2 separate regions of the Mus musculus genome follow, and region 1 is linked to region 2. A link is a loop called in an ENCODE intact Hi-C map of the cell type or tissue named here. Cell type or tissue: left cerebral cortex. All regions are shown on one strand.

Region 1 (8,000 bases), 79 kb after region 2:
GGTTGTCCAAGCTCCAGTGGATGGCCACACATACACACAAATAAAGGCAGTACTAATAGGACTCATTGAGTTATTACAACAAAAAGAATGAAATCCTAAAGTAAATAAGAAACACAGCTCCGAGCCGGGCATGGTGGCGCACGCCTTTAGTCCCAGTACTCGGGAGGCAGAGGCAGGCGGATTTCTGAGTTCTAGACCAGCCTGATCTACAGAGTGAGTTCCAGGACAGCCAGGGCTACACAGAGAAACCCTGTCTCAAAAAAAAAGAACAAAAAAACACAAGAGAGAGAGAGAGAGAGAGAGAGAGAGAGAGAGAGAAACACACACACACACACACACACACACACACACACCACTCCCTGGAGAGATGGCTCAGTGGTTAAGAGCACCTTCCAGAGGTCCTGAGTTCAATTCCCAGCAACCACATGGTGGATCACAACCATCTGTAATGGGATCTGATGCCCTCTTCTGGAGTGTCTGAAGACAGCTACAGTGCACTTAGATATAATAATAAATAAAAATAAACCTTAAAAAAAAGAAAAAAGGAAAAGAAAGCACAGCTCCAGAGGAAGGAAGATGGAGGAAGAGAAAAACAATCCAGACTCCGTGTGGCTTTAAACAGTCACAGGTAGCCATGAAAATCTTATAAGGGATGGATAATTACAGGACAATTTGTCTTATCTAGGTGGGCAATTTATATCAATATCAATTGGCTCTGAGTAAACTGTGTAGATATTTTGTGGGGTGAGAATTTACTGATATGAATCTCACATATAAATTGCAAAAAGAAAAGAAAAGAAAAACGGCTCCCCACAAAAGGAAACTGACCCAATCAAATCATCCATGAAGGATAATATCACAGTGATCCTGATGATCAACAAAAGGAAAGGGGAAATGTAAACTAAAACCACAGGACAAACCATCTTTGCCCCTAGCAGAATGACTTAAGGGGTGAGGGGAGTGGCAAACACCAACTGTTAGTGCAGATGGACAGCAACAGAGGCTATCGTATGGTATGAATATGAACACATATGTTTCCTGTGACCCAGAATTTCATATTCAAGAGAAATGAGTACATAGATCTACCAACATTCAAAATAACCCCAGACTGGAAATGTCCCACACAGCTAACATCAGCAGAATAACTAAGAGAGCACAGAATCCATGCCATGAGATGCATATGAACATATACCATTCAGTGAAATACTATGCAGCAAGAAGAAATGAACTGCGACTAGTATGCAAAAGGCTCCCAAACACAAGAGCACACACTAAAGCAGCACTGCTTCATCCCGTCAGAAGCTGGGCTACTGCTTTCCTGGTGGCAGAAGCTGTGACTAGGAGAGAAATGGTGACATTCCGACATTAGGCATGCTCAGCTTCTCCATGTGGGTGCTCGAGATGTATGTTCAGTTTATAAAAGCTCACTAAATTGAACTTACTAAATTGTATACTTTTCTGAGTACATATGACACTTTCAGTAAAGTTTTTTGTTTGATTTTTTTTAAATTAGTTATAGAGCATAGACGTAAATCTTTGCATGTGAAAGAATTCCAAATTGTACTTTTATCAATTATAAAATAAGCCTTCTTTATAATAAATCAGCCTTTAGACTCACTCACATATATGTCAGTAAAAAGTAGTTTGCAATTATCTAAGTCTCAACACAAACATGTTTGCTTCTTTAACCATTCAGCATAGAGTAAATATTCCATGAATGTAAACTCCATGAACACAGGAGAGATTTCACTCTATTCAAAACTCAAAAAGATTTATTAACTATTTTGGGAAATCATATTCCAGTAGCACTGCCACATATCATGAATCACCAAAGCAACACACCTAAATGAATCTCTATTCATAGATGTCATGTCCACAAAGATAAAGCTACATGTTCCCGCTGGCACACAATAGCTATGGTTCCTAATGCAGAGTGTACTTATTTACATTTGTCTCCTAAGAAAGACACACCTTTTGTTTCCTCTGTATTGCTGTGAAGACAATGCAGATGTGCCAGTAAATTTTACTATCTAAGCATTTCATTTCAGAATAGAAAAGGGACCATATAGACTGAATGAATTAAACAAACAAACAAACAAACAGTTATAAACCACCAGTCTAAGCTGGGAATGTAGTTCATACCTGTAATCCCAGAACTCCAGAGGCTGGAAACAGTCAGGACTACAGAATGAGTGAGATTTTATCTCTCAACAAATAGAAAGAAAAAATAAATCACAGCTTATCACAGGAACTCTAAAGAGAACTCAAGAATTCTAAACCCAGAACTTAGTAACTACCCTTTCAACTACTCACATTTAAATTCTAAGTAGAGTAAATACAGTTACCTAAAGAAATGTTCAAAGTTTAGTGATTAAATCAAAACGACCCTGAGATTCCACCTTTCACCAATCAGAATGGCTAAGATCAAAACCATAGGTGACAACACATGTTGGAGAGGATATGGAGAAAGAGGAACACTCCTCCATTGCTGGTGGGATTGCAAACTGGTACAACCACTCTGGAAATCAGTCTAGAGGTTCCTCAGAAAATTGCAAATAGATCTACCTGAAGACCCAGCTATACCACTCTTGGGAATATACCCAAAAGATGCCCCACCATGTCACAGGGGCACCTGTTCCACTATGTTCATAGCGGCTTCATTTGTAATAGCCAGAAGCTGGAAACAACCCAGATGTCTCATGACAGGAGGATGGATACAAAAAATGTGGTTCATTAACACAATGGAATACTACTCAGCTATTAAGAATGAGGACATTTGGAGTTTTGCAGAAAAATTGATAGAACAAGAAAATATCATCCTGAGTGAGGTAACTCAGACCCAAAAGGATATGCATGGACTCAAGATACAGTCCCCAGAACTCAAAAAGGTCAACAAGCCAAGGTGCTCAAGTGAGGATGCCTCAGTCCCACTTGAGAAGGAGAAGAAAGCAACCACAAGTTGGCGGTGGGGGGAACCTGATCTGGTATTGAGTGAGGGAAAAGGACTGAAGCCCTGAGGGCCAGCAGAAAAAATGGAAACAGGCAACCTCTGTAGATAGGAGGTTGGGGGGACCCTCCAGAATGCACCAGAGACTTGGGAGGTGAGAGACTCTCAGGACTCAAAGGGACCTTAGATGAAATGCCCTACAGTGGGGAGAGGGAAGTTATAGAGCCCACCTCCAGCAGAAAGACAGGACATCAAATGCAGGATGGAGTTGCCATCCCACAGTTAAAACTCTGACCCATAATTGTTCCTGTCTGAAAGAACTGCAGGAATGGAAATGGAGAGGAGCTTGAGGATAAAAATGGTCCAGCACCAGGCCACAGTGGGATCCAGCTCACGGGAAGGTCCCAAGGGCTGACACTATTACTGAGGCTATGGAGCGCTCACAAACAGGGGCCCAGTATGACCAAACTCCAGAAGAGTCAGAGGCAGATAGCTGCACCCAACGAATGGACAGAAGCAGCTGACCCCTGTTGTTGAATTAGGGAAGACTGAAAGAAGCTGAGGAGAGGGCGAGCCTGAGATTGAGGAAGACCAGCAATCTCAATTAATCTGGACCCCCCCACACACACCCCCTAAGATCTTTCAAACACTGGACCACCAAACAGGTACCATACACCAGCTGATATGAGGCCCCCAACACATACAGTAGAGGACTGCTGGGTCTGTGTTCATTCAGAGATGGTGCACCTAACCCTCAAGAGTCTGGAGGCCCAGGGAGTTTAGAGGTCAGGTGGAGTGGTGGGGTGGGAACATCCACGTGGAGAAAGGGGAGTGGGGAGTGGTGTGGAACAGTCAGAGGGTGGACTGGAGGAGGGTTGGGGAAAATAAAATGTGGGGTGTAAAAAAGGAAAGTAATTAATTAATTATTTTTTAAGAAAAAGAATGTAAAGAACCCAGCAGCCATTCCTTACCTAGGGACACATATCATACACTGACTCTAGACACAGTAAAGGAAACAGAAACGCAGAGTGCAAGATCTGAGTCCCTCTCCTTTTAAGTCAGTGAGATACAGTTTGGCATGCAGGAGCAAAGGGCCCCATTATTTTTCTGTTCTATTTCAAAAATAGCTCCACCTTCAAGACTACACAAATTAGATCACTCTGCAGCAGGATTCCTCCTCACTGAGACCCTTGGTCAAACAGAAAGTATGCTACAGCAAACTCATGATTTTTACAAAAACCAACATGTTTTTGAATCTTCAGTTTCCCTAGGTAGGTAACAAAGAATTGAAGCTGCTATTATCAATGAATTCTGCACAAAATCACCTCTTCAAAAGCATCTAACAAATCCAGATCAGAGTGAGCACAGACCACACAGCAGCGTAGCCAGAGCTGCTGAGACTGAACTGCTTCAGTGGCTACATTATGGCCTAACACAGGAGTAATGTTAAGTAGATCTTTAACACATCAAGAGCTAAGCTACCAGTTACTCTATAGCCTAGTAAAAGTGGAAACAAATTCCAAAACTGCTCTGAAGACTCCTATTATAGATACTGTTTTCACGATGGCAGTAAGAGCAATAGATGCGAAAGAGTGACTTCAAATGAAAACAGAAAGCAGATACAATGCAGTCAGATGAGATGCTGAAGGTATTGTTGAATCTTTTTGCTCTGTCATACCCCAAATCTGGGAGGAGAATGTACTCAGGATCCTCAGCTTCTGAGTTCCCACCTGCTTCCACCTCCATCCTCACAGCCGCCTAGCACAGCGACCCCACCTGCCCTGCCCTTTTCTCCTGGGGAGTGAGGCCAGTGGTTCTGCTGAGGCCCAAGGAATCATAATGCATCTTTTCTAGCTCTAACTCAAATGACTCAAGGTCAAACCAAGAGTTATGCAATGACCAATAAATTCTGTTGTGTCCGTGGTAGAGCACCTGCTGTGTCTCTCTCCAACACTGCAAAACAAATGATGTATACACCTGTATGTGTCCTCCCCCACCCCCAACCTGTCCCTTAACTTCTCTGATTTTACTTTCTATAGTTTTCCCCCTTATTTATGTGGCTCCAGCCACACTGGCCTCCTGGATATTGCTGGTACCTATCAACACCTCTTGTCCCCTCTACCAGGCAGGCTCCTCCCAAAAATTTTACTTGGCATGGCTCATATAATCGCGTGCTTCACCTGGCTTGCTGAGCTCTCAGGTTTTCTGGACTATCTTATTTGTGTGACTAGAGGAAAACCCTAGGTGTTGTTTCTCAAGCGCCGAGTACCTTGTTTGACTGTTTTTATTTTTAGTCAGGCCCTCTCACTGGGCTGTGGGTCTTACCAAGTCAGCTAGGCGGCTAGCCAGTGAGCTGAGGGGATTCTCTGTCCACCTCCCCACACCACCGTACAGACAGGTCAACCTCCTCCTCTACACTGCACTGCTGTCCTCCTTCCCGCTCAGCCTCTCTTCCTACCCTGTCACTTGTTTACTGTCTGATGCACACCTGTCCCTAGAGGCTGGGATTTTTCTGTTTTATTCACCATTCTGTCCAGTATCTACAACAGTAAGTGGTACAGAGCATTTGCTTGATGTGTCTTTTCATTAAAAGACGGCACTAAGAAGAGGTAGGTAGACTAGGAGACTTATCAAAATCTATTCAGCCAGGAACAGCCAAATGAGAAATCAAAATTTAAAGTCAAACCATTTCTAGAATGTCACTTAAATGAGATTGCTACTGACTTTTTCTTCAGATACATAAGAAGAAAAACCTGAGTGAGAAAATACAGCAAGCGAGAGAGAGAGAGAAAGAGAGAGAGAGAGAGAGAGAGAGAGACTGAGACTATAATCTTAAAATTATTCTTAAAATATTTTCTTAAATGCATTTCAAAAAGACGAAGCCTCATTCAGGGCCATGGTGTCCATTCATCAGTGGTCCCTGGAGTCGGGACACGGGGACACTAAGTAAATATACCACCTTTCCCTGTTCTCAAACAACCAAGCCGGTCTTATGCCTCACCTTAGGCTTACAAGTCCTTTCCCATTTACAGTCCCACGAGATGAGCCTGTTCCCCAATGAGATAATCCTTTCTTTATTCTCCATGGAAGGAAAAGTCATTCAAGGATTAATGGACAAAACTTCAAATGTTAATATTTTTCTTTATTATATATATTTAAAAGAAAGCATTAGGACTCTTCAGTGATAAAAAACAAAGTGATTATGATATTGCATGTACTTAATAAGCAATTCTCTCTGTTAAAGGAAAGGACATAAACAACTTTACTGCACATCTTGGTGGCAGAGAGGAAATACAATTAAATCCATTAATAGCCACAAGAGTTATATTCCCAGTAGACCTTGGTTTTCATCCACAGCAAAAGTGGTACACAGCAGAGATGACAAAATACTGCAGCAACTTGTTATGTAATTTAATTTTGAGACGATCATTTTATTAAAAGTAGATCTATGGCTACTTCACTATCAAATTTCACTGTCCATGACAAATCCAAGGACTAAATGAAAACATGCTTGTGAAGACAATGTCAATGGCAGCTTGTCAGTCAGATCAACTGAGGACACATCCCACCCCTTCATGAGCATAGATCACTGACATTCCCAAAGATGAGAAGGTGACAACATCAATGGATATAGAAGCCCAAACACCTTATATACATGCTACATTTTTTTCTCCTTGTAACACAGTAATAGTGGGTAGGGAGTATCCTCACCTTAACTTCCCATGAGAAAAAGGGGGAATGGGGTAACCAAGGCTAATATAACCAAGCAAACGATGCTCAAACACAAACACAGCTAACTCACAGCATGCATTTCTATCTCTAAATGACCTCCAGTGTAGTACTTTTAGATTCCTAAGATTACAAAAGATTAGACACTTTCTATAATTCCCATTTCTCTGGAGCACAACCTGGACCAGGAGGTAAACAAACTATTCACTGTTCTTAAATACCCAGCCTTGAATCTCATACTCTCAGGCTATACCGCCAGCAGTCCTTAGTCAAAACTTCAAAATCTGTCCTTCCTTCCTATCTGCTTTTTTTTTTTGGGGGGGGGGGGTTGGTTTACTTGTGTTTTTTTGTTTTTGTTTTTGTTTTGCTTTGTTTTGTTTGAGTGCTGGGGACTAGTCCCAGGCATTGTACATGCCTGGTAACACTTTACCCCAGAGCCTCAGCCCTCATTATTAACATTTTTCAATTAACTGTTTAATGGCATATAAAAAGCAATGGAGAAAGAGATTGTACTGACAAGAATCAAAAGCAAATACATGAACATGAATAGTTATGCACTATGCACAGTCATTATTCAGCAAGCTCCTCTGTCCTGAAAAACCCAGTTAGTCAAAATGATCCACTCTCAAGGAAAGGTTAGTCTGCTTTAGACATCCTTAAAAATGAGCAGCAAGATAACAGGGTCACAGATTTCCAAGCAAAATGGTAAAGTCTGGTGCTCCTTTTTTTTTCTTTTTTTTTTTTTAAGATAGATTTGTTTGTTTGTTTGTTTGTTTGTTTGTTTATTATATGTAAGTACACTGTAGCTGTCTTCAAACACACCAGAAGTGGGCATCAGATCTCATTACGGATGGTTGTGAGCCACCATGTGGTTGCTGGGATTTGAACTTCGGACCTTCGGAAGAGCAGTCGGGTGCTCTTACCCACTAAGCCATCTCATTAACCCAAGTCTGGTGCTCTTAAAGGAAAAAATTAAAGCCAGGTATAATAGCACACACCTTCTCTGTAAGAAAGAAAGAAAGAGAGAGAGAGAGAGAGAGAAGAGGAGAAAAGAGAAGAGGAGGAGAGGAGAGGAGGAGAGGAGAGGAGAGGAGAGGAGAGGAGAGGAGAGGAGAGGAGAGGAGAGGAGAGGAGAGGAGAGGAGAGAAGGAGAAGGAGAGGAGAGAAGGAGAGGAGAAGGAGAAGGAGAGGAGAAGGAGAAGGAGAAGGAGAAGGAGAAGGAGAAGGAGAAGGAGAAGGAGAAGGAGAAGGAGAAGGAGAAGGAGAAGGAGAAGAGAGAGAAGAGAAGAGAAGAGAAGAGAAGAGAAGAGAAGAGAAGAGAAGA
Region 2 (8,000 bases):
GCTGAACTGTGGTGGTCTTCTGAATTCAAGGCCAGCCTAGTTTATACAGCATGCTCCAGGCCAGCCAGAGTTACACAGTCAGGCACTGTCTCAAAACCAAAGCAACAAAATACCTGAAGCCCTTCCATATGCTCTAAGAGACAGACTAAAACAGAAGACTGGACATGTATGCCAGATATATAAATATCAAAAGAAAGCTGTAGCTGATCTTTTTGCTACTTTGTGGGTTTTACTCTCTTCCACCCTTCCCCATCCCTTTTCTTCCACCCTTTCAACCCCCAAACACTAGATAAGAGAGATAAAAGGCCAGAGAGAAATGGAAAGAGATCCCTGAATAAAGTCAGGGGCTGGAAAGTGGATGACGTTATCACTAGACTACTTCCTGTTGATTAGGGACACTGAGTTCCTTGGGACAAGTTTGATCTTTGCTGTCAGGATATCTAGTTTCTTCTTTGTGGACAACTACTTAGCAACTGACTCACCTCTTGAGGCTCTAGCATTTATATGCCCTCTGAAAAGTCCCCAGAATTCCAACTGTCATACAATGACAGAAATTATCTGCACCTGGCAAAATCAACCCTTCCTAGAGCATGAGGCAAATCATACTTAGATGAAGCATCCCCGTATCTCATACCTGGGATTAAAGTGAAAATATATTCTTATAATATTTCTGTGTTTTTAAAAGAAACCAAAATTCCAAAATGTCACTACAGAAAGATTAGGTATGGCTATATAATTCTGGCAAGATAGCATTATGAGAACTGAATTATCAATTCACCAGGAGTTAATTCAAGACCAGTATACATTTAGTAAAAATAGCTTTAAATTTTAGACTATGGGGCTGGAGAGATGGCTCAGCAGTTAAGAGCACTGACTGCTCTGCCAGAGATCCTGGGTTCAATTCCCAGCAACCACATGGCTCACAACCATCTGTAATGGAATTTGATATCCTCTTCTGGTATGTCTGAAGATAGCTACAAAGTACTCATATAAATAAAAAAAATTACATATCAGAATTTTGTTATACATCTACAGTGGTTCCAATAAACTTGCTTGCTGTTATTACTTTATTTTATAAAAGAAAATAAAACAAAGCAAAAAATAAAAAATCCCTTAGTACATAGATCAGGCTGGTCTCGATCTCATGGCAATATTCTTGCCTCCCTGTGCCTGTTTCCTGAATGATGGGATCATAGGTGTGCATCACTGTACCAGGATATCATATTAATTTATTAATTTGTGTGTATGTATTCATGTATGTGCAGAGGTGTAATATGCATGCACTCATTTGTGGAAGTCAGAGAAAAGCCTCAGGTGTAACTCCTCACACATTGTCTGCTTAAAATTTGTTTATATTGAGATAAGGTGTTTCACTAGCCTGGAACTTGCCATATAGGCTAGGCTGGTCAGTAGTAAGTCCCAGGGAGTCCCCAGTCTCTACTGCCCCAGTGCTAGGATTATATGAATGTGACACTCAACCTGGCTCCTTCCCCACAGCCCCCACAAAACAGTTTTCTGTGTAGCCCTGACTCTCTTAGACCTTGCTCTTTAGATCAGGCTGGCTTCAAACACAGAGAGCCATTTGCCCCTGACTAGTGCTGGAATTAAAGGTGTGAACCACATGCCAGGCTCCACCTGGCTTTTTAGAATGTGGGTTCTGGGGATGGAATTCAGGTCCTCTTGCAATCACTTTACCAATTGAACTCTCTCCTCAATCTCCTTTTTAAAACTAGTTAGAGAGAGTGTGTGGGGGTCAAAAAATAACTTCGAGGAGTCGGTTCTCTCCTGCCACCTTGTAGGATCCAAAGGTGAAAACTGAACTCTACCCACTCTACTCCTCAAGGATCCGCAGATACTAGGCCTTACAGATTAATAAAGTTTGGAAACCCGGACGTTTTTAAAGGGACATTCTCCAGATGAAGCAGAATTTTAAAAATTAAATTATTCCTGTAGAGAGAATCCTTTGTGCACTGTGTGAAAGTTCCACCTGACAAAAAGCCTGTGGACAATGAATTGGGCCCAGAAATAGGAGGTGGAAGTTCTGGTAGAGAGAGAAAGAGAGGAATTCTGGGGGATTCACCCTGAATGCTGGAGGAGACAGACACATGAAACTGAGGGAGGTAACTAACCACGTGGAAGACATAGAATAGTTTAGAAGTAATGAGCTGATCGAGGATCAAGTTGAAGACTAGGGCTTGAACATTTATTCATATATATGAAGTCTCAGAGACATTATTTCCGGGAACAAAGAGGCCAGGGTGGAAAAGCCGTCCGTTCCAATTCCACAAAGCACTTTATTCAAGTAAAGCTGCAATTGGATGAATATAGAAGATAGCTGAAGAACTTGTAGCAGGAATTGTTAAGAAAGCTATAGCTACTTGCATAGAAACATCACCAGTAACAATTAGAGACACTGGTCAGTGACTGCAGAGCCCCTGAAAAAGAAAACCTCAGGTTCAGATGATGTTCATATGCAAATTCTGCTAACAGTCTAAAAAACAAACAAACAAAAATTAAAAAACTAATCCTATATACATTTTTCAGAGGATCTAAAGGAAGAAATAGATTCCAATTTTATAAACTCAAAGAGAGCCTTACTGTACATCATCAAAGAAGAACGATGAGCCAGTCTCACGCCAGCATGACTAACTGAAAGAAACAAATGTCACTGCTTTCAGGGTAATGTATTTAAGTTTATTTGGGAAATTCAAAAGAATCTCATTAGCCAGGCAGTGGTGGCACACGCCTTTAATCCCAGCACTCGGGAGGCAGAGGCAGGCGGATTTCTGAGTTTGAGGCCAGCCTGGTCTACAAAGTGAGTTCCAGGACAGCCAGGACTATACAGAGAAACCCTGTCTTGGAAAACCAAAAAGAAAAAAACCAAAAAAAGATGATGTCAGGACTAGGAGTGGAGAAGCAGGCCTGTTCACCCCAGCACTCAGGTGGCAGAGGCAGGAGGATCACGAGGAGGCAGAGGAGGGAGGGAGAGGAAGAGAAGCAGCAGGATTCCCTAACTAGGAACAGGACTGACTACACAGAATACTACTCGGCGTATACATGCAATGTAAGGTTTAGAATACAGGACTGTGTTCTTTTACACTTTTTATTATACTTTAATTAATCAATTGATTGTGAATGCATGCACATGCGTGCCACAGCATGCAGAGGAAGTCAGAGAAGAGAATTGGTATTCTTTTACCACATGGGTCCTGTGGATCTAACTCAGGCTTTGCAGACAGTAACTTTAACCACTGAGCATCTCACCAGCCCCAGGACAATATTATTATGATTCTGAGATATTCTAAAAACAAGATACTGGGAACAATAAATTAACTCTTTAAAATTAGGATTTTCTGCTAGCAGGAAATACCATATAATCAATGAAATGACGGGGGCTGGAGAAATGGCTCAGCAGTTAAGAACACTGGCTACTCATCCAGAGATCCTGAGTTCAATTCCCAGCAACCACATGGTGGCTCACAACCATCTGTAATGAGTTCTGATGCCCTCTTCTGTCATGCAAGGTGTACATGCAGGTAGAGCACTCATACATAAAATAAAATCTTTTAAAAAAAATTAAAAAAAGACAGTCACGACTTTGGAGAAGATATTCGAAACGCGTAACACTAACAAAGTATGTAGAATATGAAGGCTGGCAAATCAATTTAAGAGTAGGCAAAGGACATGAACAATTTGTGTTTCCAAGAGGAAATGTTAATGGCTGATAAATATTTTTTTAAAAATCAGGAAGATACAAATTGGAGTCAAAATACAAATTTGGCAGAATTACGTATGCATGACAATGTGGTACAATGGGAACTCATATGCTGCCTATGGGACTGTTGTCTAAATCATTTTAGAAAACTATGAACATCCACTCTCCAGCAATCACACTCACTGGCGTGATGGCACTGAGCTTGCTACCTTGCCTCCTCCCTTTGCCTCTGTGTCTTCATATATAAAACGAACATGTAATAGCATCAAATCATGGGCTGCCGAGAGTCATGCATAAAAATGTGAGAACACTGCCCTCCCACAGTGAGAACTCTATATGCAACGCTGCCGGCATCATGCGCAGTAGAATCCATAGAAGTGTCACCAGAAGCAGCCCCCAAAGCTGTGGTACAGCCATACATTCAATGCTGCCCATCAGGAAAAAAATTAATGAGTTAAGGTTTTATTTCAATTATCAATTTCTTTCTAAACATAACACCATGTGTATGGCTGGAGAGAAACTGAGTTGGAGAAGACCACAGAACGCATGGTACATAACATTTAACACCAAGCAAAAGCTATCTAGTGATTGTACAGGGACGCGGGAGGGAAACTCCAGAGGACTGGGTGACATATGAACAAAAGGAGGTTGGGATGTTTAGAGAAACAAAGCAAGAATGTCTGGAGCTCGAGGAATGTAAAAATGAAAAGTGAAAGTTAGACTCTGCAGTTGGGGGCTTTGATTGTGCTTATGATGGGAGACACTGATAATTGAGAGACGAAGTTTGGTCTCAGACCCTAGATAATGAATGAGAGAGTAGAATTCACAAATATTCTAGTGGATTGCTTATGTCTTGCTAATAGACTGAATGCAGGTTCTGGGAAAAAAGAAAACGTCATGAAAGGTCTGAGGTGTTGGCTTGAGCAACAGGCTGGATGATGGTAGTCCCACTTAAGATGAAGGAGGAGACAGGGAAGTTCTGGAGCAGAGTTTGAGACATCTTGACAACTAGATGGCTGGCTGTGGATGTCTCCAGCTCAAGAAAAGCATCAGGCTGGAGTTATGGATTTAGAAATCAGAGCAGAGGACTGACAACTGAGATCTTCCAGGAGTTCAAACAGGGAAAAGATGATCCTTGCGCAGCTGAGGAGGACTGAGCGCCGCCAGCCAGGTAGACACAGGAGGAACTGTCAATGCAGTCCACAGGTAGACTACGATGAGGACAGAAAGCTGACTGGTAAATGTTACAAAATGGTGAACACTAGTGACCCCAATCCTACACATTCCAGTAGCATACAAAGTCTCAAATGAAGGGTGCCAGACATGTAAGCAGCTGCCGATAAGGTAAGGGAATCAGAAAATAAGATCTCAAGCTAGGAAAAGCAATGTGGCAAGGTGGGAGGAATGGAAGCTTCACTTTGGCTTCCACCAGGACTAGCAGATCAGTCTACCATCCACACTTTTAAAAATGGTCTCATCTAATTTTCCCTGTGGTCCCAAGGTGCCCCCTGGTAAGAGAAATGTGGTTTTGTCTGAAAATACAAGGAAGAGAAAAGAATGGGAATCTGAAGTGGAAATTTCTGGTTTCTTTGGAGACTCAGTTGTGTCGTGTTGTTCTGGAAGCTGTCTGGTGAGAGGGTGTTTTGCTGAAGCAGGCACTCGAGAGGACGTGTGATGTTAGAAAGAGCACAAGTAGAATACAATAGACAGTGAGCAGCACTCTTGCACTGGTTCACCTTGCAATGCTTTGCTGGTCTTTGCTGATCTTCACTCGTTGTGAGGTTGTAGAGAGAAAAGTGCCAAAGAACTTCTCATGGTTCTCTGGCTGCTTCCTGCCACTTCTGCAGTCTCATGCCAATACGGCAGAGCCTCCAGGTTTCTTCTGGATCGAGCCGCTTCTATTGATCTATGTTCAGCGTTTGCTGACTACACTGGACTGCTGCTACGGATTTGTGTTTGAAGTTTTAGACTGGACTGCTGCTATCCTGACAATGAAGATTGGAATCACCCCAAAGAACTACTTCTAAATAGGTCTACAACCTCCCTTTCCTATTAACCTTTCTTTTCTCCTAACTCTGGTAGGTGGGCTAGAAGGGAGGTTGAAGCACTTAAGAACCCTTATTAAAACAGGTTTTGAAAAATCTAACACTACAGGAATTGGAATGTAATAAATCAAGAAAGAAATTAAAAGGGTGTTTTTGTTTTTGTTTTTGAGACAGGGTTTCTCTGTGTAGCCCTGGCTGTCCTGGAACTCACTCTGTAGACCAGGCTGTCCTCGAACTCAGAAATCCACCTGTCTCTGCCTCCCAAGTACTGAGATTAAAGGTGTGCGCCACCACTGCCCAGCTAAAAGGGTTTTAAAAAGTAGTTTTCATGTCTTTACTAAACACACACAGAAGGACACAGCATATAAGTGCCCAGAAGGACCAGTTATGCCCTCTTGTAGCACCACCCCAAGCTTAAAGTGCTTTTTCTAAAGTCCCATAAGTGGGCTGATTAATATTCCCTTTGTGATGAATCTTACTGATGAGCTGTATCCATGCATGCATGAAATCTTTAATTCAGTGAAGCTCAGAAGAAGTGCTGTAATAGCTAACTATGAACATCTCTGTCCTGTTTCCTAGTTCTGGAAGCATCACAGGCATGCAGATATCTCAGCTTCACAGAGACTGAAGAGCTGAGACAGGAAACGCTACTCTGTGGTCCTGCTTGTCTTGCTAGTCGCCCCTCTTCTCTCTCCTTACTTCCCTCCCTAAGAATCCAACTGTGCAGATCCTTACTGTCTGAACAAATAAAACGAGAAACTGGAGTAATTTGAATTTAAGACGGTTTTCTTCATCAAGAAAGTTAAAAATTTCAAAAGGAGGTCCCGCTGTAGACTGCAATAAATTTCGACTATCTTTAAGTGGCACATTTAAAATTATTTTAATAGCCAGGTTGCTTGCTTATTGAGAGACAATTCCATTTTTCTCTGATCTTTCTACACATTCTGGACCAAGGTAAAACCTGAACTTCTCTAGACACATAGAGAGCTGCTGGGATAATGGTAGGAATAGGAATGACAGCAGAATCCTTACACATGCCTAACAAAGCCTCACTCAGGAGAAAGCCTTTCCTGTTTGAAGATACGGGGTTCTGAATCCATCAGGAGGAGTTAAGGAAGCACAACCTAGGAACTGGGAACTGACGACCTCAAGCTGCATTCACCCGAGGGGGCGGTTTGCTTCTGCCTCTATGCATGAAACTACAAAGGATTGTTCTGGGAGAGCTGACCTTCATCACCAGAGACTGATAACCTAGGGCTGCCATGAGCCTGCACCGACAGCTCTAAAGTGACCCCCATTTCACACTAACTTCACTCCTTGACTGAGTACATCTTTCCTGGCAAACCTAGAGTTTACTGCCCTGATCCTGATTCTCATCTGTCCTTTCTCACTCAGAGATTAACTACTCTTTTGAAATGTAAAAAGCATCATGCTTTGGTTATTTCTTTATATATCACTGTCTTCTGAAGATTTCCACTGTACATATGAAATTAATGAAACAAGTATGATTTCCTCTCATTCCTTAAGAGTCTTAGCATCAGCCAAAGGGTGCACATAAGAACTACAGAGTGGAGGGGGACATCTTTCTCCCCTGTGGTTTCACACCACAGCTATTTTAAGACCTTGAAAACAAAAATTCCCAGACACGTCATGCACATATGGGTGGAACTAATTGGACTCAATGGTTATAATGAAGGAGGGGGGAGAAGATAAGGTCTGTGTGTGTGGGGGGGTGGGGGGTGTTGGGAAGCCTAGCAGGAGTGGAATAGGAGAGTTAGGTAAGAGTTAGATAAGATAAAAATACATTGTATACATGTATGAAATTCTCAAAGAATAAATAATTATAAACATTTAAAAAAAACCCTCTGGACGAGCACCTTCAGGTCTACTATGGGGCCCCTAACACATGAGGTACACATTTTAGACCTACTTAATCAGCTAGCTTTGTATAAGCAGACTTACAGACAATATGAAAATAAGCTAGCAGGCCTAAAAGTAATTTAATACTGGGGCTGGCAGAGACACTGGGGGAAAAACAATAGCAGGTCAGGCTCTACTAATAATCACTATCAAGGAAGAACTACAGTCAACCCTCTCCCTAATAATATAAAATAACCCTTATCCAATAGTATCATTTGTAGTTATTTATTTACTCATTCTTTAATGGACAATTGCCACACCCACTCCAGTGGAGTCTGCGTGACAAGTCCAAAAGCTGGCTGCAGTCCTGAGGCAAAAAG

The links. Hi-C counts contacts between places; a loop is a spot of excess contacts. Peaks named below come from ENCODE experiments on the same cell type or tissue, not always from the same donor. Only the 100,000 strongest peaks of a DNase experiment are listed, where the experiment ranks them.
Region 1: it touches region 2 in a loop (1.9-fold over the local background); 2 of 42 quality-filtered maps call a loop at or near these places.

The regions. Positions count from the first base shown.
Region 1 is chr19:5,248,929-5,256,928 of GRCm38, forward strand. The region is part of intron 1 of Pacs1 (phosphofurin acidic cluster sorting protein 1); the gene reads right to left. Among named protein-coding and RNA genes, the nearest start is that of Pacs1, 20 kb to the right of the region's middle. In left cerebral cortex, no CTCF peak of the experiment used is centred here; no DNase peak of the experiment used is centred here.
Region 2 is chr19:5,170,261-5,178,260 of GRCm38, forward strand. All of the region lies in intron 1 of Pacs1 (phosphofurin acidic cluster sorting protein 1), which reads right to left. Among named protein-coding and RNA genes, the nearest start is that of Gm30840, 49 kb to the left of the region's middle. In left cerebral cortex, no CTCF peak of the experiment used is centred here; a DNase peak (open chromatin) is centred at 4,007.